4 separate regions of the Homo sapiens genome follow, and all the other regions are linked to region 2. Evidence: chromatin contacts called from ENCODE Hi-C or POLR2A ChIA-PET data. All regions are on one chromosome and are shown on one strand. Each heading gives the region's core, a stretch centred on a gene start or an enhancer-like site at or near the end of the contact. The rest is flanking DNA. Distances are from core to core; before and after follow the strand shown. Region 1 holds the start of ARF6 (ARF GTPase 6). Region 2 holds the start of TMX1 (thioredoxin related transmembrane protein 1). Region 3 holds the start of RPS29 (ribosomal protein S29). Region 4 holds the start of RPL36AL (ribosomal protein L36a like).

Evidence for each region. Hi-C counts contacts between places; a loop is a spot of excess contacts on that map. ChIA-PET counts read pairs that join two places held with the same protein, here RNA polymerase II (POLR2A). Pooled maps may share reads with other maps.
Region 1: a pooled map shows a loop between it and region 2 (4-fold over the local background). The contact joins the promoter of ARF6 here to the promoter of TMX1 in region 2. A Hi-C loop is called at or near these places in 1 of 37 single-sample maps with no recorded cell type and 2 of 50 pooled maps. POLR2A ChIA-PET finds 5 or more read pairs at or near these places in 1 of 52 experiments (CD4-positive, alpha-beta T cell).
Region 3: a loop to region 2 is called in a map of naive thymus-derived CD4-positive, alpha-beta T cell, with 4 times the contacts of the local background. The contact joins the promoter of RPS29 here to the promoter of TMX1 in region 2. A Hi-C loop is called at or near these places in 1 of 168 maps with a recorded cell type or tissue (naive thymus-derived CD4-positive, alpha-beta T cell), 2 of 37 single-sample maps with no recorded cell type and 15 of 50 pooled maps.
Region 4: a map of gastrocnemius medialis shows a loop between it and region 2 (6-fold over the local background). The contact joins the promoter of RPL36AL here to the promoter of TMX1 in region 2. A Hi-C loop is called at or near these places in 1 of 168 maps with a recorded cell type or tissue (gastrocnemius medialis) and 7 of 50 pooled maps. POLR2A ChIA-PET finds 5 or more read pairs at or near these places in 2 of 52 experiments (GM12878 and activated B cell).

Annotation. Positions count from the first base shown.
Region 1 is chr14:49,889,117-49,895,240 of GRCh38, reverse strand. It overlaps ARF6 (ARF GTPase 6), which reads right to left and starts at 2,159. Exons shown (of 2, transcript NM_001663.4): 1 at 2,084-2,159; 2 at 1-1,985. The coding sequence starts at 1,504. The coding sequence ends at 977. RefSeq lists enhancers at 1,230-1,279, 1,310-1,629, 2,500-2,599 and silencers at 1,790-1,979, 2,020-2,409.
Region 2 is chr14:51,237,431-51,243,606 of GRCh38, reverse strand. TMX1 (thioredoxin related transmembrane protein 1) reads right to left here and starts at 3,360. Exons shown (of 8, transcript NM_030755.5): 1 at 3,163-3,360. The coding sequence starts at 3,314. RefSeq lists an enhancer at 3,082-3,321 and a silencer at 3,182-3,524.
Region 3 is chr14:49,584,976-49,590,643 of GRCh38, reverse strand. RPS29 (ribosomal protein S29) reads left to right here and starts at 4,264. Exons shown (of 3, transcript NM_001032.5): 1 at 4,264-4,359; 2 at 4,595-4,694. The coding sequence starts at 4,298. It also overlaps RN7SL1. RefSeq lists enhancers at 3,704-4,213, 4,086-4,585, 5,184-5,233.
Region 4 is chr14:49,615,716-49,621,904 of GRCh38, reverse strand. RPL36AL (ribosomal protein L36a like) reads left to right here and starts at 1,279. Exons shown (of 2, transcript NM_001001.5): 1 at 1,279-1,343; 2 at 2,765-3,375. The coding sequence starts at 2,801. The coding sequence ends at 3,121. It overlaps MGAT2 (alpha-1,6-mannosyl-glycoprotein 2-beta-N-acetylglucosaminyltransferase), which reads right to left and starts at 1,106. Exons shown (of 1, transcript NM_002408.4): 1 at 1-1,106. The coding sequence starts at 636. RefSeq lists silencers at 615-724, 1,025-1,234 and enhancers at 456-1,006, 1,395-1,504.

The sequences.
Region 1 (6,124 bases), core at 910-3,409, 1.3 Mb after region 2:
AGTTTTGCCCAAAAGTCACTTAAAATATCTACAAATTATTTAATCTGTGTGTGGTAACACCATTATTGCTCCAATTTCTGGAAAGAGTCTATTTTCAAAGTTTAAAAAAGAGGAAAAACAGCAAAGTGGCTAACTTTGCAGTGGAAAGAAAAAGTGTCCTTCATGGGTTACACTTTCATATTTTTATGCAGCATTAAGTTATCTACGTTATGGGGAACTTGGGTTTTATTCCTACTCATGCATGATGTGTTTCAGAACTTACTTGCTGACATTTCAGAGAACTTCTTACATTACCTGTTTAACATACTGAGGTGCAACTGGAACATATTACAATATTACTCATTATTTGCCACTGTGGGCTAAGTTTACTATACTGGTCTTAGATATAAAAGGTCACATTTGAAATTACTAAGTTAGAACTCATAAGGAAGGGGGGGGAAGGCCTTAAATATAAAAGACAAACGGCAGTTTGATTAAGCAATAATTTTCAGTTTACTAGATGAAACAGACTTGCAACATAGTCTGCATGAATGCAAAATAAGCCATCTACAGCAAGTGATAAGGAAACTGGGCAAAAAAGGAAAAAAGCATACATAGGAAAATGAAAGATTCTCTCGAAATAAAAAAATCAAACTATTATTACAAAGGACTTTACCAAGAACTGCTGTGTTTCCCCCATCCCATCTGCTGGAAGTCAACAAGAGCATCTAGCAACTTTGTGTTCATGTCAAATGTCAGATCAGAGCATCCTAACGCAAAGCCAACAAAAAAAAAAAAAAAAAAAAAAGGAAAAAGAAAGGGAAACAAACAAAAGAGAAAACCCCCAAGCCCCGTCCCCGCCAAACTGTAGAACAGTAACTCCAGAGTTCAAATTCAAAAGAAGAGAAAGTGGCAATTGAAAGAGGTGATGGTGGCGATAATCCTATGAATGGGTTTTTGATTTCTCTCCTTCCAGGGGATGGGTGGAGAATGCTCATTAAGATTTGTAGTTAGAGGTTAACCATGTGAGCCCCTCATAGAGTCCGTCCCCTGAGGTGGCACAGGAGGGCTGCACATACCAGTTCCTGTCCCGAATCCGGGTCAGGCCCAGTTTCTCCTGGATCTCGTGGGGTTTCATGGCATCGGGCAGGTCCTGCTTGTTGGCGAAGATGAGGATTATGGCGTCCCTCATCTCCCGGTCATTGATAATGCGGTGCAGCTCCTGGCGAGCCTCATCGATGCGGTCGCGGTCGGCGCAGTCCACTACGAAGATGAGACCTTGGGTCCCAGTGTAGTAATGCCGCCAGAGCGGCCGGATCTTGTCCTGGCCGCCCACATCCCATACGTTGAACTTGACATTTTTGTAAGTCACCGTCTCCACGTTGAAACCCACAGTGGGAATGGTGGTCACCGACTGGCCCAGCTTCAACTTGTACAGGATTGTTGTCTTGCCGGCCGCGTCCAGGCCCAACATGAGGATCCGCATTTCCTTGTTCCCGAAGATTTTGGATAGCACCTTCCCCATCGCGTCGGAGGAGCCGGGGCCGGGGGCATTCAGGTGTCCCGGGTCCCCTCAGCCAACAACGCCGCCGCCGCCGCGAAACCGAAACGAAGCCTCTCGGCCGCGAGAGCGCCTTTGCGGCCTGCGTGGGAGTTGCCTCCTAAGGGCAGAGGCCCAGGCCCCCCGCTCACTCGGGCATCACCGACCGCACAACTTGATTTCTCCAGTCGCCGCCGCCACCCGGGCCCTGAGACTGCGCTGGGAGCCGCCGCCCTGCTGAGGCGCGGCCCGGCCCGGAACTGCCCTTCCCCCCGCAGGCGCCGCGCGAGCGCCGCCGCGGTTCCCGCTCCTCCGCCTTCCTCTCACCGCGAGGGAGACTGCAGCCCTCCGGCCCGCCCGCCGGCCTGCGAGCACTGGGCTCCCCACCGACCCAGGACACCCGAGAGGCAGCGCGGCTCCGGGGCCCCGTCAGGTCATGGATCCTCGCGGGAACTCGGTGCGCTGCCTGCAGAGAAACAGAGAGGGAGGGGAGTTACTGCCAGAGCTCCACAAAGGAGCGAAGACCGAGGTGGCCCGCCTTTCCAGCTCGGCCCAAGGGGTTACCTCCAGCCGCCGCCCCGAGCGCGGGCTCCCTCCGGCCTCCAACTCCTCCTCCCAGTTCTGCCGCCGCCGCTGCCGGAAAAGGCGCCGAGGAAACCGCCTCACTTCCCCTCCCGACCACGCAGGCGCAGCAGAGGCCGACCGTTCGGACAAGAGCGACCTCTGTAAGGAGAGCGGCCCGCGCGCCTAGCGTCATGGGCGCCACGCGCCGGAGGGGCGGGGCTACGGCGCCTCGGAGGGCTCGCAGATGCGGCCGGCCCAGAGCCCTCGAACCTCGGACTCTGACTCGCGCCTACCCGTGGCTCTTCTAGCGTCTCCTTCCCTGCTTTTCTCTTTTGCGCTCTGCCCTCCCCTGCCCACCCGAACCAAGGGAGCAGATCTACTGGGGGGCCCTACAGGGTGGGGCCCACGGGCAGCCCGCTCTCTCCACGAACCGAGCTGCCTCCAGGCCTGTTCCCAGACCTCGGTGCCCGCCAGATGCTCTGCGAATTCCCTCCGCCCGCCCCAGCCTTCCCGCACCCTCCGCGCTCCCTGAACGTCCCAGGGAAGCTCTGTTCGCTTTTGTTTTTTTTTTTTTTCCCTTTTTCGCAACCCCTTCTTGGCTTCCTTTATCCCTTGAATTTTGTATGTTTCCTGAAAGACACGTGGGAGGCCAGTGTCTCGTGTGGAATCTGCCAGTCAGTGCAGCGCTTTCCCGGAGTTGAGTTTACTCTGCAGCTCTTTTGAATGTTTGAGCCCTGTCTGCCTATAGGTCTCGTCAAGACCAGCCCATGTTTCTTAAAAACTGCAGTATTATGAAGAGTTCCTGTGCCTTGCCGCGTTTTCACCTTTTTAGAATGCGACATCTGTTCATCTTTAAAATATCATTTTATCTCATACTGTTAGTAGTAGCTTCTTAACTACTACCCATTCTTAACTTTAAGAAGCATAGAATTTAGAATATAGAACGACCGCTTGTATGGCCTGGATCTGGGCACTTAACCTTACTAAGTTTATCTCGTGTAAACTGACCTTGCTAACTCACGTGAGGCTTAAATAATACAATGTGGAAGACTTCAGGGCACATTTTTGGTTTTTTGGTTTTTGTTTGTTTCTTGAGACGGGGTCTCACTCTGTCGCCCAGGCTGGAGTCCAGTTGCACAATCTCGGCTCACTGCAGCCTCCTCATCCTGGGTTCAAGCAGTTCTGCCTTAGCCTCCGGAGCAGCTGGAATTAGGTCGCCCACCACCACGCCCGGCTAATTTTTGTATTTTTAGTAGAGACGGGGTTTCACCATGTTGGCCAGGCTGGTCTCGAAGTCCTGACCTCAGGTGATCCACCCGCCTCGGCCCCCCAAAATGCTGGGATTACAGGCGTGAGCCACTGCGCCCTGCCAAGGACACATTTTTGTATCAAATGGTTAATGATAAAATTAGACTTAAAATAACGTGAAACCTTCAAATATCAAGGGGAGAAAAACAGGAAATGGGTATCTTTGTTTAAAAAGCAAGATGCTATAAACAGCATATGGTAACATACTGTTTTTATTAAACAAATTTAAAATATTAGATAATGGTAGATAGGTTATATGATAACCTTATAAACGTCATTTCAGTCGGAAATAAACTTATTAAACATTAATATTCTAACAATTATTTCATTTACTTTCCATTTACCTTAAGATGAAGCACTGTCATAAAACTGAAAAGCTTAGGAGTCTGAAGATTGGGGTTCAAGTGTCATCCCCAACCCCACCTCTCTATTTTTGGGACAAGGTCTCGCTCTGTCACCAAGGCTGCAGTGCAGTGGTGCGATGTCAGCTCACTGCAGCTTCAGCCTCCTAGGCTCAAGAGATCCTCCCACCTCAGCCTCACCAGTATCTGGGACTAAAGGCGTGCGCCACCACGCCTGACTAATTTCTCTATTTTTTGTAGAGACAGGTTTTGCCATGTTGGCCAGACTGGTCTGGAACTCCTGGCCCCAAGTGATCTGCCCGCCTCGGCCTCCCAAAGTGCTGGCATTACAGGCAAGAGCCACCGCGCCTAGCCCTTTTTTAATTTTTATCTAGACACCTGGGTTATGTTTTTGTGTTTTGTGTTTTTGTTTTTTGTTTTTGAGACAGAGCCTTGCTGTGTTGCCCAGGTTGAAGTGCAGTGGCTCGGTCTCGGTCTCGACTCACTGCAACCTCTGCCTCCCAGTTCAAGCAATTCTCCTGCCTCAGCCTCCCGAGTACCTGAGACTACAGACATGCACCACCACGCCGGGCCAATTTTTGTATTTTTAGTAGAGACGGGGTTTCACCGTATTGGCCAGGCTGGTCTCGAACTCAACCTCAAGCCTCAAGTGATGGGCAGGCCTTGGCCTCCCAAAGCGCTGGGATTAGAAGCGTGAGCCACCAGGCCTGGCCTGGGTTATGTCTTAAATTTTAAACAGATGAATGCTCCAACAGCTAAGTATAGAAAAATCTTCTCTACTTTTTGACTCAAAGCCTGTAAATGAAGAGATTTCTGGAATTTACACGCAAACCAGGCTTCCCTAGAGAATGCCATTTCATAATTTTTAATCTCTTCAACAACCACTTATGTTTATGATATTCCTGACTAAAACAGTATAAATAAAATACTATAATTTTTATTCATTTATTTATCATTATTTTTTGTAGACACAGGACTTCACTGTAACCCAGGCTGGTCTCAAACTCCTGGACTCAAGCAGTCCTCCTGCTTCAGCCTCCGAAAGTGCTGGAATTACAGGCCTAAGCCACTGTACCCAGCCAATACTATATCTATCTCATAAGAAATATGTTTACTTGTAAAAAATGGCTTAGACCTAATTTTTTTTGTTGTTGTTTTTCTTTGAGACGGAGTCTTTCTTGGTCGCCCAGGCTGGAGTTCAGTGGCGCAATCTGGACCCACTGCAACCTCCATCTCCCGGGCTCACGTGATTATCCTGCTTCAGCCTCCTGAGCAGCTGGGACTACAGGCATGTGCCACCAAGCCCAGCTAATTTTTGTATTTTTAGTAGAGACAGGGTTTCACCATATTGGCCACGCTGGTCTTGAACTCCTGATCTCGTGATCCACCTGCCTTGGCCTCCCAAAGTGCTGGGATCACAGGCGTGAGCCACCGCGCCCGGCCCTCTGTTTTTAAATTGGAATTAATGTATTCTCTAACAATAGTACCACACACTGTTTACCCTAATTTCTGAATTCTTATAACTCTTAAAAATCGCTCATTTCATAAGACCCTGTCAGGTATTTCTTTTTATCCCATCAAGTACCAAGGATGACTCTGACCACATGACAAAGGTGGTCTGACCATGCACTTGTTTGATGATGATTTTATCCCTTTTATCATTTGAAACCCTTAGGTCAGACTTACCCAGAATTGAACACTATTTTAAAGAAGGGATAAATCCTGGGAAATCTATTAGCAGTAGAAATAAAGTGTAAATAAAGTTATAAGAAAGTGTATCTTTAGAAAAATTGCTAATCCTGCCAGGCATAGTGATTCATGTCTGTAATCCCAGCTATGCATGAGGCTGAGGCAGGAGGATCCCTTGAGGCCAGCAGTTCAAGGTCAGCCTGGGCAACATAGCGAGACCCAATCTCTGCCAAAAAAAATTTTTTAATTAGGTCTCAAAAACAAATAAATATAAATAAATAAAAACAGAGCCGGGTGCGGTGGCTCACGCCTGTAATCCCAACACTTTGGGAGGCCAAGGTGGGCGGATCACGAAGTCAGGAGATCGAGACCATCCTGGCTAACACGGTGAAACCCCATCTCTACTAAAAATACCAAAAAAAAAAAAAAAAGAAATTAGCTGGGCGTGGTTGCAGGCTCCTGTAATCCCAGCTACTCGGGAGGCTGAGGCAGGAGAATGTCGTGAACCCGGGAGGCGGAGCTTGCAGTGAGCCGAGATCGCGCCATTGCACTCCAACCTGGGTGACAGACCGAGACTCCATCTCAAAAAATAATAACAGGCCAGGCGTGGTGGCTCACTCCTCTAATCCCAGCACTTTGGGAGGCCGAGGTGGGCAGATCACCTGAGGTCGGGAGTTCGAGA
Region 2 (6,176 bases), core at 2,111-4,610:
ATGCAAAACAGCTCTTTAGAAAACTTTTGCATTTCTCTATTAACGGTGTGGCCACCAGAAAGCTCAAGACCAAAGTTAGAGCTTACCAATTTTAATAATTTATAATGCAGAGTCACAAATGCAAGGTGTTGGAAAAACAGAAGTGTCCTGGGCTGTGGTGAATAAGAAAGCACATATTCCATCTTAAAGTGGCAACCATTATTAAGTAGGATTGCCACTAAGGATGCTGGCACACTAAGGCTGGCTATTCATATTTAAAAGAAGATGGAGAGCTGCATTTTTATATGAGAATGTTACCTCAAAAAATAACCCACACACAAATACTAAGCAGGCCAAACAAAACTCTTGGCCAGTTAGGTCATCCTGTTTCCAAGACCTTGGATTTACAAATGCAAGCATATTAGCATTTAAATTACTCCTCTGGTATTATCTCCTGAGGATCTTATTTTTCCACTTTATTGTATTTTATCTTATAATACACCACAGGGTTGTTCTTTTTTTTTTTTTTTTTTTAACAGAACCAGGAAGAATAAAGCCTAAAGCAGTTAAACACAAAACTATACTTTCTGTACTTCACATTTTCTTCACTTGTTTTATGAAAACCAAACTCCTAAAATAGACATTGTAGAACAAGACAAACTGGTAGTATAAAAGCCAAGCTCCTAACAATAAATCGTATTACAATGAAAATATCTCCATGACAAAACTTCTGAGCAGAAATGGATTTACTGTAGATAATTCACTTGTAATTAGGAGCAGACTATTACTAAAACTACTAGAGTCCTTCTTTTTCAGGTTCGTTTTGTTGCTCAGTTGCTTTTTTATTTTTTGAAACAGGGTCTCGCTTTGTTACCCAGGCTGGAGGGCAGTGGCGCCATCTGGGCTCACTGCAACCTCAACCTCCCGGGCTCAAGACATCCTCCCACCTCAGCCCAAGTAGCTGGGACTACAGATGCCTGCCCACACGCCCAGCTAATTTTTCGTATTTTTTTGTAGAGACTGGTTTTTGCCATGTTGCCCAGGCTGTCAGTTGCTTTCTAAAAACTTACTTTAGAATCTCTACTTAAGGAAAAAGAAAAACTACTACTCTATAGCATAATTTCAGATAGATGCTCCAATGTGGATTTACCTCATACTCAATGTTTTGTTAGTCTTGTTCTCCTTAATACTACTTCTGATTGCTGTATTTATATAGTTGGACCATAATGAGTTAAAAAATATCCTTGAGTAATACTTGACTGTATTTTGCATATACACACACGATCACTATTGCTTAATATATTGCTTATAACACTATTTTACAGGCACGATCTAAAACAAGTTACTCATGATGATGACTGAAAAAGTGTCACAGTTCCTCTCCCCTGAAGCTTTCAATGGTGCCTGAATGAAAATTCATTTCAGAATTGCAGACTACATGCATACTATGAAAATTTCCCTTTATCTTACCCTCCATATAAATGTTCTACTTTTTTTTTGAGATTGAGTCTCACTCTGTCGCCCAGGCTGGAGTGCAGTGGTGCGACCTCGGCTCACTGCAACCTCTGACTCCCAGATTCAAGCGATTCTTCTGCCTCAGCCTCCCGAGTAGCTGGGACTACAGGCGCGTGCCACCACGCCCAGGTAATTTTTTGTATTTTTAGTACAAACGGCGTTTCACCGTGTTAGCCAGGATGGTCTCGATCTCCTCACCTCGTGATCCACCGGCCTCGGCCTCCCAAAGTGCTGGGATTACAGGCGTGAGCCACCGCGCCGGCCAGTTTTGTTTTTTTAAAAAATAACACAGGACTTACTGATTTAGCCTTCTGGGTTCTCCCTTGGGGATGTCACTTTCACTGGCCTCCTTAACTTGACAACCCTTGCTGTATTCGTGACACAAGAAAACACTCACCTGAACCCTGTTGTCTTTTCATTTTTATTTATTTACTTATTTATTTTGCTAGTTGCCCAGGATCTCTTGAACCCCTGGGCTCAAGTCATCCTCATACCTCAATCTCCTGGGTAGCGTACGCCACTTCCAGCTGAACCTTTTTAAAGAAGAAGGTGTTCTAACAACAATTATTGTATGCCTACTCTGAAGACCCAAAGAAAGCCAGCACAGCAATATCTGCATAGGTTAACTAAAGTATTTAGGTATCTTGTTACTCATTTGTAAAACGTGAAAAACACCTGTCATAGAGAATTTGTAGGGAATTAAATATGGTATTCGTGTAAAGGTGCTTAGTGGTGTCCAGTACACTGTTAATAATTATGCTTTTACTATTATCAGTAAATACTGCTAATATGTATAATACCACCATCAACAACGACTTAGCATCTAAAGCAAAGACAGATACTTTATTTCCCACCGCGGCAGAACAGATATTATTAAATTGAAATCACCACACAAAATACATGATTTCGTTCGAGCAATAAATGATGACCTGGCGCTCTTGAGAGTGTATACATTAATACATTATCTTTTAATGTAATACCATTTACAAAGACCTAGGAGTCACAACCCAAGGTATTCTCTACACTACAAAGACACCCAAAGGAAAAATGAGATGAGGAGTGAAAAAAAGAGAAAGCAAAAGAGGAGGCAAAAAGAGAAAACGAAAACTTAAAAATAACCCAACTTGAATTGACTCAGTATTTACAATAAAAAAGAAACGTACCCAATCCATTAAAAAAAGCTTAAAAGCGCCAAATTCCAACACCATAAAGAGACTATCTTTTAAGGACAGACAAAACGAGAGGAGAAATTTTGCTCAATATTCTCTTATGTAAAATGTGGTGAAAATAAGTGTAGAAGTCTGTGAAGAATCACTTTAACTACTTAGACACGAGTCGGACACCTCCCTCCCCGCGCCCCAGTCGCATCCTCAAAGTCATGAAAAATGTCAGAATTCGCATTGGCACTAACCCTTTGGGCGCACCACAACCCAAGAAACGAAACGAGGGTGCACCCCAGAAGAAACTTAACATTCACGGGTAAGAGACGAGGGGGTGGGACCAAGCTGGCGGCAGATCCCAAGAGTTTGGGGAGCTGCAGAAGTCGGGGACGCTCGCTCCGCAACTCGGAGGCGCAGTCCTGGGGAGCCTGCGACCCGCACGAGGAACGTGCGGGGTGAAGTCGTGTGTCCAGGCACGGACGTAGGACCCTGGCCGCCCCGCACTCACAATTCTATCATCCAGTCTCCTTCCAGCAGTTCTCTCCAGTTCTCGTCCGTGATGACGCGAACGTTGCTCCGCCGCCCGTGCGTCCAGGGAGCACCCCAAAGCAACAGCACCAGGACTGCCAGGGGAACTGCAAGACTCCCGGAGGGCGCCATTTCGCCGCTTGCCCACCTCACAGGGAGCGCGGTCGCAGCTCCCACTTCCGCCCTCGCGGGCTGCTCAGCGCAAGCGCACTACGGTGCTGCGAGGAGCGCCTGTCTAGAGGACTCTCAATGCGCATGACAGGGGTCTGATCCCAGTGAGTGGTGAAGTCGGGAAAGAGGGAAGAACGACTCTCCGCAATGCGCATGACAGAAAAGCGGCTGCTTCTACCGCCTAGGGTGTCCCAATATTGTGGGGGAAGGAACAGAGCAAAAGGAGGCGTGGTGTAAAAAGTGGGGCGGTGCTTTGAGGAAGAACGGTTTAAAAGACCCTCCCAGGATTTTGGCGCCAAATGGTTAGCGTTTACAAGCAAATTGGTAAGTTTATAATGTGCTAAAGCAGTTTTCCAATTAAATGTCCTTCAGAGTTCTCATTTGTTTTCTTTGAAACATGTAGTAAAGCTAATGGATTTTATAGGAGTCGGAATATTGGTTTACTTCTGAGAGATTATAGACAGGGAAGGTGCAGAGGAACATTATGGTTATGTTGGATGTGTTGGAGGTGTTCAACATCTAGATATGAACAGTAGTTACATGGGCGTACGTATATGATTTTTTTTAAAGAAGGATCAAGCTGTACATTTTAAGACAGTGCACTTTATGCACTTTCAGGTGTATGTTATCTCTCAAAAAAAATTCAGTAGGTACAGAGATCCTAGGTCAGTACTTCAAAATGGAACCAGACACATAGGCTTGTAAGATATTTGAGTTTTTTCTCTCAAACATTCGTAAATACAAATGCAAACCAAAATGTGCACTGCCCCATCAGTCAAATGAAAATAGTTGCAGGTGCGGTGGCTCACGCCTGTAATCCTAGCAAAACAGGGAGGCCAAGGCAGGCGGATCACTTGAGGTCAGGAGTTTGTGACCAGCCTGACCAACATAGTGAAACCCCGTCTCTACTAAAAATACAAAAATTAGCCAGGCGTGGTGGCAGGCGCCTGTAGTCCCAGCTACTCAGGAGGCTGAGGCAGGAGAATCGCTTGAACCCGGGAGGCGGAGGTTGCAGTGAACCGAGATCATTCCACTGCACTCCAATCTGGGCTATAGAGAGAGACTAAGTCTCAAGGAAATAGTTGCCACTATCTTACCTCACCTTTTCAACTTAATTAACCCCAATTAGTCCCCTTCCCCACCCCTCCACTGAATAGCCCTCTCAAGGACACCAGCGACCAGCAAGATAAATCCCAATTGTTTCTTCTCAATGCATCTAGCATGACTCCTAGCCCCATTCTACCACACCCTTGAAACACTTTACTATCTTGCTGTCTGGGCAGCTCGCTTTTTTTTCTGTCCTACAGTAGCTGATTCTTCTCAAACTTCTTGGCTGGTCCTCCTTTACTTCCGGACATCGGCATCTCCAGGATGCTTTACTGCCCCCCGCCCCCCATCTCCCGCCACCTTTCTCTTCATATCATCAGGCTCTCATCTTTCTGGGAACTACAGGCATATGTATTCAACTGTATATCATTCAGACTCTGATCTTTCTGGGAACTACAGGCATATGTATTCAACTGTATATCATTCAGACTCTGATCCTTCTGGGAACTACAGGCATATGTATTCAACTCCTTGCTAAACATCTCTTGGGTATGTAATAGCTGGTGAAAGGAAAAGAAATCTTGGGGCCCCAAAATCATTAAGCTAAAGGGAAAAGTCAAGCTGGGAACTGCTTAGGGCAAACCTGCCTCTCATCCTTCTTCTCACTGAGATAAATGCATATCTGATTGCCTCCTTTGGAAGGCTAATCAGAAACTTAGAAGAATGCCACCATTTGTCTCTTACCCACCTATGACCTGGAAGCCCCTTCCTGGCTTCGAGTTTGTCCCGCCTTTGCTTTGAGTTGTCCCACCTTTCCAGGCCAATACAATGTTCATCTTACATATGTTGATTGATGTCTCATGTCTCCCTAAAATATATAATATAAAATCAAGCTGTGCTCCACCCACCTTAGGCACATGTCCTCAGCACCTCCTCAGGCTATGTCATGGGCGCGCATTCTTAATTTTGGCAAAATAAACTTCCTAAATTGACTGAGACCTGTCTCAGATTTTGGGGGTTCAGAAGCTCAAACATCAAACGGCCAAAAAAGATAATTCTTGATTCTTCCTCTCCTGGTCTTCCATCCACTAAAGAGCCCCGAGGTTCACCAGGTTTCTCTAGCCAAACATGTACATGTTAATTCTTTATTGTTCTCTCTCTTCACCTTCTCCTCTTGTAACCTATGAGCAAATCTTGTAAACGTTACCTTCAAAACGTATCCTGAATCTGACCACCAATTTCCATCTCAACAGCCAACACCCTAGTCCAGAGTTTTCTTGCCTTGAGTACAATGAGAACTTCCTAAATTTGTGAGAAAATAAATTTCTATTGTTTAAGCCACCCAGTCTATGATATTTTATTATGGCAGCCCAAGCTAAGACACTAGACCTCCATTACAATGTTGAATAGAAATGGCAAGAGTGGCCAAACATACTTATCTTGTTCCTGTTCTTAGGAGAAAAGCGTTGTCTTTTACCACTAAGTATGATGTTAATGTGAATTCTAAATAGTTGCCTTTTATACAGGTGAGGAAGTTTCCTTCTATTCCTAGAAGGTCGTCTGTTTTTATCTTGAAGAAGTGTTGAATTTTGACAAATCCTTTTTCTGCATTTATTGAAATGACCATGTGGTTTTTGTCCTTTACTCTATTGATATGGTGTTTTTTTTGTTTTTTTTTTTTTTTTTTTTTTGAGACGGAGTCTTGCTCTGTCATTAGGCTAGAGTGCAGTGGTGTGATCTCAGCGCACTGCAACCTCCGCCTCCTGGATTCAAGCA
Region 3 (5,668 bases), core at 3,015-5,514, 1.7 Mb after region 2:
GTGTGCATATTGTAATAACCAAACATGCGAAACATGTATTTTAGACTCTGTCTATGGTAAAATAGGTTTTGTAAAGTTTAGAGGAAAAGTATGATTCTATTCCCAAAGGTTCCAAAATTGAAAGTAACTCAAGAGCGATGCAGGTTTTTTTGTTTTTTGTTTTTTTTTGAGACGGAATCTCACTCTGTTGCCCAGGCCAGAGTGCAGTGGCGCAATCTCGGCTCACTGCAAGCTCTGCCTCCTGGGTTTAAGCGATTCTCCTGCCTCAGCCTCCAGAGTAGCTGGGACTACAGGCGCCCGCCACCATGCCTGGCTAATTTTTGTATTTTTAGTGGAGACCGGGTTTCACCATATTGGCCAGGTTGGTCTAGAACTCCTGACCTTGTGATCTGCCTGCCTCAGCCTCCCAAAGTGCTGGGATTACAGGCGTGAGCCACCATGCCTGGCCAGGTGTTTTTAAAAAAACTTTTAGTTTCAAGGAAACATGTACAGGTTGGTTCTATAGATAAATTGTGTGTCACAGGGGTTATTATTTCATCACCCAGGTAATAAGCTTAGTACCTAATAGGTACTTTTCGAATCCTCACCCTCCTCCCACCCTCTACCCTCAAGTAGGCCCTGCTGTCTATTACTTTCTTTGGGTCCATGTGTATTCAATGTTTAGCTCTCACTTATAAGTGAGAACGTGGTGTTTGGTTTTCTGTTCCTGTGTTAGTTTGTTTAGGATAATGGCCTCCAGCTCCATCCATGCTGTTGCACAGGACATGATCTTGTTCTTTTCTGTGGCTGTGTAGCATTCCATAGTGTATATGTACTACATTTTCTTTATCCAGTCTACTGTTGCTTAAAAAATTGCTATTTAGGTTGATTCAGTGTGTTTGCTATTGTGAATAGTGCTGCGATGAACATACATATGCATTTGCCTTTACTGTAGAATGATTTATATTCTTTTGGGTATATATCCAGTAATGGGATTGCTGGTCAAATGACAGTTCTGTTTTAAATTCTTTAAGAAATCACCAAACTGCTTTCCACAGTGCTGAAGTAATTTACATTCCCATCAGCAGTGTATACGTCTAAGATGAAGGTTTTTAAATGATTAAATTCTGGATGGATGATCACAGAAGACTGTAAGAATAATTTGAGAAAGAAAATTAAAGACATCTTGAATAATAGTGTCCTAACATGCATATTATTCCAATGTACTTAAAAATAAGATCTATACTTTGCAGTGTTAGAATGCTTCGATCTTACATGTATATTACTTTTAGTTTTTCAAAAGAAAAATATTAGTAGGGTTATCTGGGCAAGGACATTATGGCACTTTTTTTTTTCTTTTTCTTTGCACTTCATTGTACATTTTTTAAAAAACAAAGAACCCAAACCCAATAAATATCCTATTAAAGGAAAATGTGTTCTAAAAGAAGAAGCATTTCAAACCCATGTATAAAAGAGAACTAAGATGGCTCACGCCTGTAATCCCAGCACTTTGGGAGGTCGAGGCGGGCGGATCATGAGGTCAGGAGATCGAGACCATCCTGGCTAACAGGGTGAAACCCTGTCTCTACTAAAAATACAAAAAGAAATTAGCCGGGCATGGTGGCGGGCGCTGTAGTCCCAGCTACTCGGGAGGCTGAGGCAGGAGAATGGCGTGAACCCGGGAGGCGGAGCTTGCAGTGGGCCGAGATCGCACCACTACACTCCAGCCTGGGTCACAGAGCGAGACTCCAGACTCCGTCTCAAAAAAAAAAAAAAAAAAAAAAAAAAGGACTCAGAAACTGTAAGAAGACTACAGGATTAAGATAAAAGCTCTTAGGCCGGGCGTGGTGGCTCACTCCTGTAATCCCAGCAGTTTGGGAGGCTGAGGTGGGTGGATTACTCGAGGTCAGGACTTCGAGACCAGCCTAGCCAACATGGTGAAACCCCATCTCTACCAAAAATGTAAAAAATTAGACGGGTGTGGTGGCACGTGCCTGTAATTTCAGCAACTCGGGAGGCTGAGGCAGGAGAATCCCTTGAACCCAGGAGGTGCAGGTTGCAGTTAGCCAAGATGGTGCCATTGCACTCCAGCCTGGGCGACAGAGTGAGACTCCGTCTCAAAAAAAAAGGAAAAAAAACAAAACAAAACATAAAAGCTCTTGATAAACACCGAGTTAAAATGAACTTTTAAAGCTGTGTTCTCAGTTTGTTGAAAAAGAAATGGATAATTTCATGGTTTGGGATAGATGGTGTCACATTATCTTAAAACTGAAAGGAAGTACGACGTCTTAGCTGCACTTTTGCAATATCTCTATCAAAGAGAATAATGTATAGACTAGAATAAGTATTAAGAATTACTTAAGTATTCAGATTAAGATTGTTGAAGTGCAACTAATTGCTTCTCATTTGTCTTTTTTTCTCTCCTAAATGAATTCACTTCTTTAGGCCCAAAGGCTTATATATCAGAGTACTAAAAATATTAATGGAATTGATCTCAGAACCACTGTAATGTTTTAAATATTGTGGAGACCAACTAGAAGAGGCCTAAGAAAGTGTGGACAAATGTTAGATTAGCTTTTGAGAGGCAAATGGCTTTTGGAAACCACACATTAGTGACTGATATAAATTATAGGAAAGTTGTAAAAGCTTGACATTGGATCTTGCCCAATGAGGCTTTAAAATAAAATACCTTTTCATTCCTATCACTAGGCCTTTTGTCCATCTTCTATTCTAGTTACACAAAGTTGTTCACCTTACCTTGGCTCAAGCGCTTCCTTTCACCAGGCATTCCCTTCTGTCAAGTGCTGCCTGTAGAAATCCCATTCTTCAAGGTCTACCTCAAAGGTCTCTCAAATGTACCTCGAACTGGAATTAATTTCTCTTCTTGGCTCCTTTCGTACTTCATGAGCACACCCATGATTTAATACAGAATATTTTCCTTAGCTGTACATATGTTGTTGGTGCACAAACGTTGTATGTTGAAGTCTTGGAGATAATCCTGTTTCCCACAGATTAGAAAATTTTGAGGGCAAGGAGCAAGTTATATCTAGTTTACAAATCTCTGACTCCCCTCCTTCCTTAATCATATAATACAATGCCTAACTTAATGATTGGGTAGGGGGACCCCACTAGAACCCTGACATAACATACCTTAAAGAAGTGTTGTATTTCAATTTATAAAAGTTTATATGTAAAAGTTTCTGGAATTGTTGCACCCTGTGCTACATTTTATAAATCTAGTTAAAGCTTTGATTTCAGAGCAGTTTTATCTGGAGGCATTATAAATGACCATATGGAATGTAGGTATCTTTCAGCAGAAATTCGTTTATTGACATTGGTTTTTTGCATTTTTGCATTTGCTTTTCATTACTTGTTTTGTCACCAAATTATCTGGTCAAAGCAACATACACTGCACATTACTTGTTTATTACTTTACATTCAGCCAATTACATTTAAGAATCAAATACACTAAATGCCAAAGAATCTCATTTTTTTTTGGAATGGTGTAGGTGTATTTCTTGGAGGAGTGTGTCAAAAAAATAAATTTGAAAACGTACTCTCTTTAACAAAATAAAAGCAAACCCTACCGTTGACTCGTGATCATTACAGCTGATTTTAAGTTGTTTTGTAAATTTATTCCAGTAGGTGTCACTGGTGAGTCGAGGAAAAACTCCTTTCCCAAGTGTAACGTTTTAATTAAAAGAAAGTAAAAGGTTTAATCAATAAAAAAGACTATGAGAATATTCATCTCTTGAGAGTCCAAAATTAACGTATTTATTGTTCAAAAGAGACGGGGTCTCGCTATGTTGCCCAGGCTGGAGTGCAGTGGCTATTCACAGGCGCGATCCCACTACTGATCAGCACGGGAGTTTTGACCTGCTCCGTTTCCGACCTGGGCCGGTTCACCCCTCCTTAGGCAACCTGGTGGTCCCCCGCTCCCGGGAGGTCACCATATTGATGCCGAACTTAGTGCGGACACCCGATCGGCATAGCGCACTACAGCCCAGAACTCCTGGACTCAAGCGATCCTCCAGCCTCAGCCTCCCGAGTAGCTGGGACTACAGGCACGCGCCACCGCGCCCGGCGGTCGGATACCGGCGCAGAATAGCACTAGAAGCTGTGGTATGGTGACGTCATCAACTGGGCCAGCCCACAACGCCTCTAAGATTTCATTTTACTCACCCAGCGAAACAACCTGACCACACTGCGCACGCGTTTCCTTTGAGCACTGCATTCTGGGTAAACTGTCTCAAAAATTTGAAGAGCGCATGCGTGGGCCAGCTTCTTCCTTTTACCTCGTTGCACTGCTGAGAGCAAGATGGGTCACCAGCAGCTGTACTGGAGCCACCCGCGAAAATTCGGCCAGGGTTCTCGCTCTTGGTGAGAAATAGTTTGTGATTTTGGGGAAGCGTTGCCGTGGAGCGCTAGGCTGCTTAAAATCTCAAGTAGAGGAGGCCACGGGCGGCACGAGGGAGCACGCCGACTGGGAGTCGCTGGTGCCGCCATTACAGGCCTGTACTGTGGCTTGGGAGTCCCGGGATGCGGGTAGTAGCCGTCTGAGTGCGGAGTCTTGTAATTTCTATGACCTGCAAAACCGCTGTCTCTTTTCTTACAGTCGTGTCTGTTCAAACCGGCACGGTCTGATCCGGAAATATGGCCTCAATATGTGCCGCCAGTGTTTCCGTCAGTACGCGAAGGATATCGGTTTCATTAAGGTAGGCGTCTGCAGGCGTACTCCATGTTGTTTGGGCAGAGAAGGTTGTGGGGGTTATTTTTTCCGCGAAAGACAAACGGACAGATCTTCCCTGGAGTGGTAATTCTGAGCATTCGACCAAGAGCTTTTCCTCTTTTTTTAGTTGGTAGCTGGTGACAGTGTTGATGGTTTGGGCAATCAAATTAATAGAATGGAGAAGGTGAAGGACTTAGTCTTTCCTACTCCCTTTTTTACCTAGATAGCTTAGCCAGTTTTAGGTGCCGTGTATTGTGTTTGGTGAAATTCACTTTAGAGAAGCCACTAAAATTGTTTTACATTTGTTTCATTTATCAATCTTGTAAGTACCTATTCTCTTTTTTTTTTTTTTAGAGATAGGGTCTCCCTCTGTCGCCCAGGTTGAAGTGCAGTGGCGTTGTTACGGCTCACTGCAGCCTCGAACTCCTCCTGGTCTCAGGCGATCCTCTTGCCTTGGCGTCCCGAGTAGCTGGGACTAAAGGCTCTTGCCACCACGCGCGGCTGTACCTAGATATTTTCTAACCAAATATATGTATTAACCGCTGACCCCAAGTTTTTTTTTTTTTTTTTTTGAGTCGGAGTCGCACTCACCCAACCTGGAGTGCGATGGCGTGATCTCCGCTCAGTGCAACCTCCGCCTCCCCGGTTCAAGCGATTCTCCTGCCTCAGCCTCCTGAATAGCTGGGATTACAGGCGCCTGCCACCATGTCCGGCTAATTTTTTTATTTTTAGTAGAGACGGGGTTTTACCATGTTGGTCAGGCTGGTCTCGAACTGCTGACCTCGTGATCCGCCTGCTTCGGCCTCCCAAAGTGCTGAGATTACAGGCGTGAGCCACCGCGCCCGGCCAACCCAAAATGTTTGAAAGCGTCATACACTGGAATGAACTTAAAGTTTGGGGCCGGAAAGACATTGTTAAGATTCAGCAAACAATGGTCTGCCATTTAGTGCTTCTATCTCT
Region 4 (6,189 bases), core at 30-2,529, 1.6 Mb after region 2:
ATTGATGCACCCCAATTTCAAAGCGGCATTCTTCGGCAGGTCTCTGGGACAATCTCTAGGGTCACTACCTGGAAACTCGTTAGGGTACAACTGAATGCTGAAAGGAAAGAACACCTGCAGAACCGGACAGAAATTCACCCCGGCGATCAGCTGATTGATCTCGGTCGACCAGAAGTCATGGCTAAAGATGACGAGGACGTTGTCAATTCCCTGGGCTTTTCGAAGTGAGTCCAGCAGCAGTCTGAGGTATTCGGGCCGGTTATGCACCTGGACCACCAGCACCAGCTCCCGGGGGGCCCAGGTGCCAGCCTTATCTACATTCCTCAGGGTCTGATCAAAGTTCAGCTGGTACACCAGGGACCGGTACCGCAGCGTCAGGTTGTCCGCCTCGGGCTGGGGGACCGCCGGGACCAGGGAAGCCGCCGACACGTTGGAGACCCTGCGGATGCCCACAGCCACAGAGGGGTGGTCCCCACCGCGGCCGCCGGCACCCCGCGCGGGTTCGGCGTCCAGCAACGGTGGGGCGAGGGCCTCGTTCTTCCTTTGTCGCCCATTGCTGCTCCAGAGGACGAAGCCGCAGGCGGCCACCACGAGCGTCAGGATTAGCACCTTCCGTTTGTAGATGCGGAACCTCATGGTCTCCAGGGCCGGGAGCGCAGGCGGGCGGGCGCGGAAAGGAGCAGCTGCTTCTGCACGGAAGGGGCGGGCGGGCGGCGGCCGTCGCCTTGGCCTGTCACGGTCGGAACTGGCCCCCGCGGCTGCCCTCGCTAACTCATCCCGGGCCCCGGGGGTCCTGGGGCCCGAGACCTCTCATTTACCCCGCGCCGCCTGCGCTCCACACATCCTCGCCTGGCAGCTACAGCTCGAGCATCGGCGCCGCCGCTAGGAGCCGCGGCTCGGCTTCGTCTCCGTCCTCTCCATTCAGCACCACGGGTCCCGGAAAAAGCTCAGCCGCGGTCCCAACCGCACCCTAGCTTCGTTACCTGCGCCTCCAGCGGCCCTGCGTCCTCTGCGCTCTCATCCTTACAGGGGCCCTAGACGGCCAGAACTGAGCGACGCGGCCTCGCCTCACTCCGGCGGGGACCGTTATGACAACCCGCAACTGCCCCGCGGCACACCGCGGCCCTCCGGCCCACACCCCTCCGGCCCGCCCCTTAGACCGTTGGTTGGTGCTTTCCAGACGCGACCGAAGGCGCCTGACCGCCGTGGCCGGCTGCCTATTGGTTTGCAGTACTGTCGCTCAGGTGCAGTTCCCACTTCCGCCTGTTTCTTCCCTTTCCTGTTAGGCGAGAGCTGCGAAAGGCGAGAGCTGCGAAGGGCCAGGTGTCGGGCGCTGTTTCTCGGTAAGCTAAGAACGAGGCTGTAGCGGCTCCAATAGGAGCCTCCCTTGCTCAGAATCCTGGGTAGGACTAGGCCTTCTTAGGAAAGGGAAGGCGAGACCTATGGCCCTCGCCGGCCTTAGTTCGAGAGCAGGCTTCTCCCTTCAGGAAAAAGGTCTCAGGCATGGCGGCTATAGAATCGCGGGGCGCGCCGGCTTGATAAGGACACGTCAGCCCTCGAGGCTGCTGACGGGTGACTGTGCTTCGGAGGGGAAAAGTGATACTACGCTGATGTGGTTCTCGTAGAAGGAACGGGGCGGGTCGTAACCGTAGCTACAACGTCGCGCGCTGCCCCAGCCATTCTCTAGAGCTGGAAAATGGAGGAGGTGGGTGGGGGGAAGGGGGTCAAAGAAACTCTGGTCCTTAACTTCCTTTTCGGAAGAAAATTAGATGAACCGCACTTTTCTTTTGGAGCAGTCACAATAAATTAAACTCATTTCGTACGGAAAACGGACTGTATTGGGCCTCCTAAAGCTGCTGCTGTCGGTTTTCGTGAGTCTTGTTCTATATGAGAAAAGAAGAATGGCTCGGAGCATTGTTAATTATTTGAGATGTGCAAAATTTGCCGGGCCCAGAGAGACAGCAGTATGGGACTTCAGACACCTCCCCACTTAATGCCTGGCATTTTATTCCTGACTAGCTGCTTCACCCATTATGTCCGCGTTCCTGGAATTTGTCATGAAAAGAATGATGTATAGCCAATCAATCGCTTGTGTTATTTTAATGTAAATTCTTGGTAGACAATTTAGGAACTGCCATTTTTTCCTCTAAAAACCCACTTGCAACTGCTGCTACTCAGGGCATTTTGAATCTGTGCTCTGGGTTGCAATCCTCAAACTTGCCCCAAATAAACATTCTACTTATATGAATTGTGCCTCAGTTCTTTTTTTTTTTTGAGACGTAATTCCGCTGTTGTTGCCCAGGCTGGAGTGCAATGGTGCGATCTCGGCTCACGGCAACCTCCGCCCCTCCCCACCCCGCCCAAGCGATTCTCCTTACAGGTATGCACCACCACCACGCCAGGCTAATTTTGTATTTTTAGTAGAGACGGGGTTTCTCCATGTTGGTCAGGCTGGTCTCGAACTCCGGACCTCAGGTGATCCGCCCTTCTCGGCCTCCCAAAGTGCTGGGATTACAAGCATGAGCCACCGTGCTCGGCCTTGCCTCAGTTCTTTAGGTCGACAAATTAGTCCTCCAGTAATTTAAACGAAGTGTTTCAAAAAGGTATGTACTTGTATGTGCGTTTATTCATATGGAAAAAGAGTACGTGGTGGATTTATATATTACTCATTTATGTGTACGGTTTTCCTGTATATACTTGTATAGCACTTTCACTTTTCGGAATGTTTAACGTCTGCTATCTTATTTTAAATATTTTACTACAGTTTTCATCATATAGACAAAACAGCCCTGCTGCAAAGATGGTCAACGTACCTAAAACCCGAAGAACCTTCTGTAAGAAGTGTGGCAAGCATCAGCCTCACAAAGTGACACAGTATAAGAAGGGCAAGGATTCTTTGTATGCCCAGGGAAGGAGGCGCTATGATCGGAAGCAGAGTGGCTATGGTGGGCAGACAAAGCCAATTTTCCGGAAGAAGGCTAAGACCACAAAGAAGATTGTGCTAAGGCTGGAATGTGTTGAGCCTAACTGCAGATCCAAGAGGATGCTGGCCATTAAGAGATGCAAGCATTTTGAACTGGGAGGAGATAAGAAGAGAAAGGGCCAAGTGATCCAGTTCTAAACTTTGGGATATTTTTCTTCAATTTTGAAGAGAAAATGGTGAAGCCATAGAAAAGTTACCCGAGGGAAAATAAATACAGTGATATTCTTACGCAAACTTTTTGTGGTTTTTACTTATAAATAGAATTCCATGTTTAGTGTAGTCCCACCTCAAACTTTACTAACAAGTTTATATATGTATGAAGGGAAAATACTACTTTACTACTTTTTGTTTTCTGGTCAATTTCAAATGTTGAATGAATTCATAAACATTGAGCAGCTTAGAAGGATCTTTAAGATTTTGCAAGAGAAGGAACAAGATAACGCTAGGCTTGTGTATAGCAGGCTGGGTTGGGCAAAGGATGGAAGTTGGGGGATAGTAAGAGCTGACCAAATATTCTGTCTAGTAGGGGCCGCTAGCCAGGTAATGTGTTTCCTGTTACACTAGTCAGATTTAGTACTCAACAGCCACGTGTGGCTAGTTTATTGGACAACACAGATGTAAAACATTTCCACCGCAGAAAGTTCTTTTGGACAGTACTGTTAGAGACTGTGGCCTTGAATATAAAAGGATAGTTCAAAATTGACTTCACACTAAAGTTCTCAATCTAGTGAAAGTCCAAGATAGCATAAACTGTTTTTTGAACCTCTTAGAACACTCTGGGAGGTACTCAAAAAAAAATTTTTTTTTGAGACAATCTGTCACTGTAACCCGCACTGGAGTGCAGTGGCACATTCATGGCTTACTGTGGCCTCTCAGGCTCTGTAGCTCTGTAGGTCCTGCCTTAGCCTTGGAGTAGTTGGGTACCACCATGCCTGGCGAATTTGCCTGGCTAATTTTATTTCTTTTTTTTTTTTTTTAAAGATGGGGTCTCACTCCTGGGCTCAAGCAATTCTTGAGCCTAGGCTGGTCTCAACTCCTGGGCTCAAGCAATTCTCCCATCTCAGCCTCCCAAAGGGTTGGGATTACAGTGTGCTACTGTGCTTGGCCAGAACTTGACAGTTAGGAAGGTTTAGGAGTTATGACTGAAAACAAGAAGGTTGAAATTCACAATGAAAAAAGTTGAGCCTTGTAATTATGAAAGGCAAGAAAAGTTCAGTATCAAGTGAAAAACTGGGAAAAGGTAGGGGTTATAAGAGGTCAAATTCTGCCTTTTGTATATGAATTTAAGTTGACTAAGATACATGGGAATGACAGTAGTTAGAGGAATGCAAAGGGCTAGGGTGTGTAGGAGTAACAGATGGTTTGCACATAATCCCAATAACTGACTATTATAGCTGCATTTGATTGTAAAAAAAAATGTAAAAATCATGTATACGAGTTTATTTTTAAATACATCACCATCACTTTTTCCTTTTTTTGGAGACGGGTCTCGCTCTGTTGCCCAGGCTGGAGTGCAGTGGCATACTCACAGCTCACTGCAGCTTTGGCCTCCTAGGCTCAAGCTATCCTCTCACCTCAGCCTTCCTAGTAGCTGTAGCTAGGACTACAGGCATGCAGCACTATGCTTGGCTAATTTTTGTATTTTTTATAGAGACGGAGTTTTGCCTTGTTCCTCAGGCTGGTCTCAAATTCCTGGGCTCAAAGGTTATCTACCCATTTCAGCCTAAAGTGTTGGGATTACAGGCATGAGCCACCTCACCTGGCCTACCATCACTTTTTAAAGAATGTTTTAATTCAGCTATTTTGTAATATTTATGGACAATCCCTCACCAACCTACAAGTTTAGAAAATCCTAAAATACTTAGGGAATTCTTGGTTTTAAAGACCAAAAGTAAATTAACTAGAATACAGTAGCCTGGGCTTAAAATCTGATTTGGGTTCATGGTACTTCTCTCGTAGGGTGATTTTTAAAGATTAAATGCTGCTTATAAAACACCTGGAACGGCTGAGTGCAGTGGGTCATGCCTGTAATCCCAGCAGTTTGTGAGGCCGAGGTGGGCGGATCACTTGAGGTCAGGAGTTCAAAATCAGCCTGACCAACATGGTGAAACACTGTCTCTACTATACAAAAATTAGATGGCCAGGCGTGGTGGCTCATTGCCTGTAATCTCAGCACTTTGGAAGGCCGAGGAGGGCGGATCATGAGGTCAGGAGTTTTGAGACCGGCCTGGTCAACATAGTGAAACCCTGTCTCTACTAAAAATACAAAAATTAGCCGGGTGTGGTGACACATGCCTATAATCCCAGCTACTCGGGAGGCTGACGCAGGAGAATCACTTGAATTTGGGAGGCAGAGCGGAGGTTGCAGTGAGCCAAGACCACGCCATTGCACACCAGCCTGGGTGACAGAGCAAGACTCCATCTCAAAAAACAAAAAAAACTGCATCTACTCAGGAGTATCTGAACTTTCAAAAAAGAAAAAAAAAATGCCCCAAATAAACATTTTAGGAAGACAAACGCGGTAAGGTAATTATTTTGTAAGAAATAATCTTACAGAGACCCTGCTAACAAGCCCAAAACAGCAATTACATTAACACTGGAGAGGGCTTTTCTCCAGTAACTTTTATTCTTTCCTTTGTTCACAAAAACGAGGCTGGGATTATTGCAATGTTCTGGTGGAGAGGCTGACTTGAGGTAGGTCGGTGGGAATGAACAGAATGAAAAAGTTAATACTGGTTCTATTTTCCATGAGTCTTTCAAGTTGGTTATTTTTCCATTCCTTATGCCCTAGTTCACGTCATCTTTTTTTGAGACGGTCTCCATCTGTCACCCAGGATTGAGTGCAGTGGCATGATCTTGGCTCACTGTAATCTCCCATGCTCAAGTAATCCTCCCACTTCAGCCTCCAGAGTAGCCAGGACTACAGGCGTACACCACAATGCTCAGTTAAGTTTTGCATTTTTTGTAGAGATAGGATTTTGTCTTCGTGCCCAGGCTGGTCTTGAATTCCTGGGCTTGAGCAATATGCCCGCCTCGACCTCCTGAAGTGCTGGGATTACAGGCATGAGCCACTGCACTGGGCCCAAATCACCATTTAGCTGGTGTATTGCCACTACTTTTAAAATCAAAAACATTAAACATTTTGTCATTTAATATGACAAAATAATAAACATTTTTGTCATATTATGTGACAAAAATAATTTAAA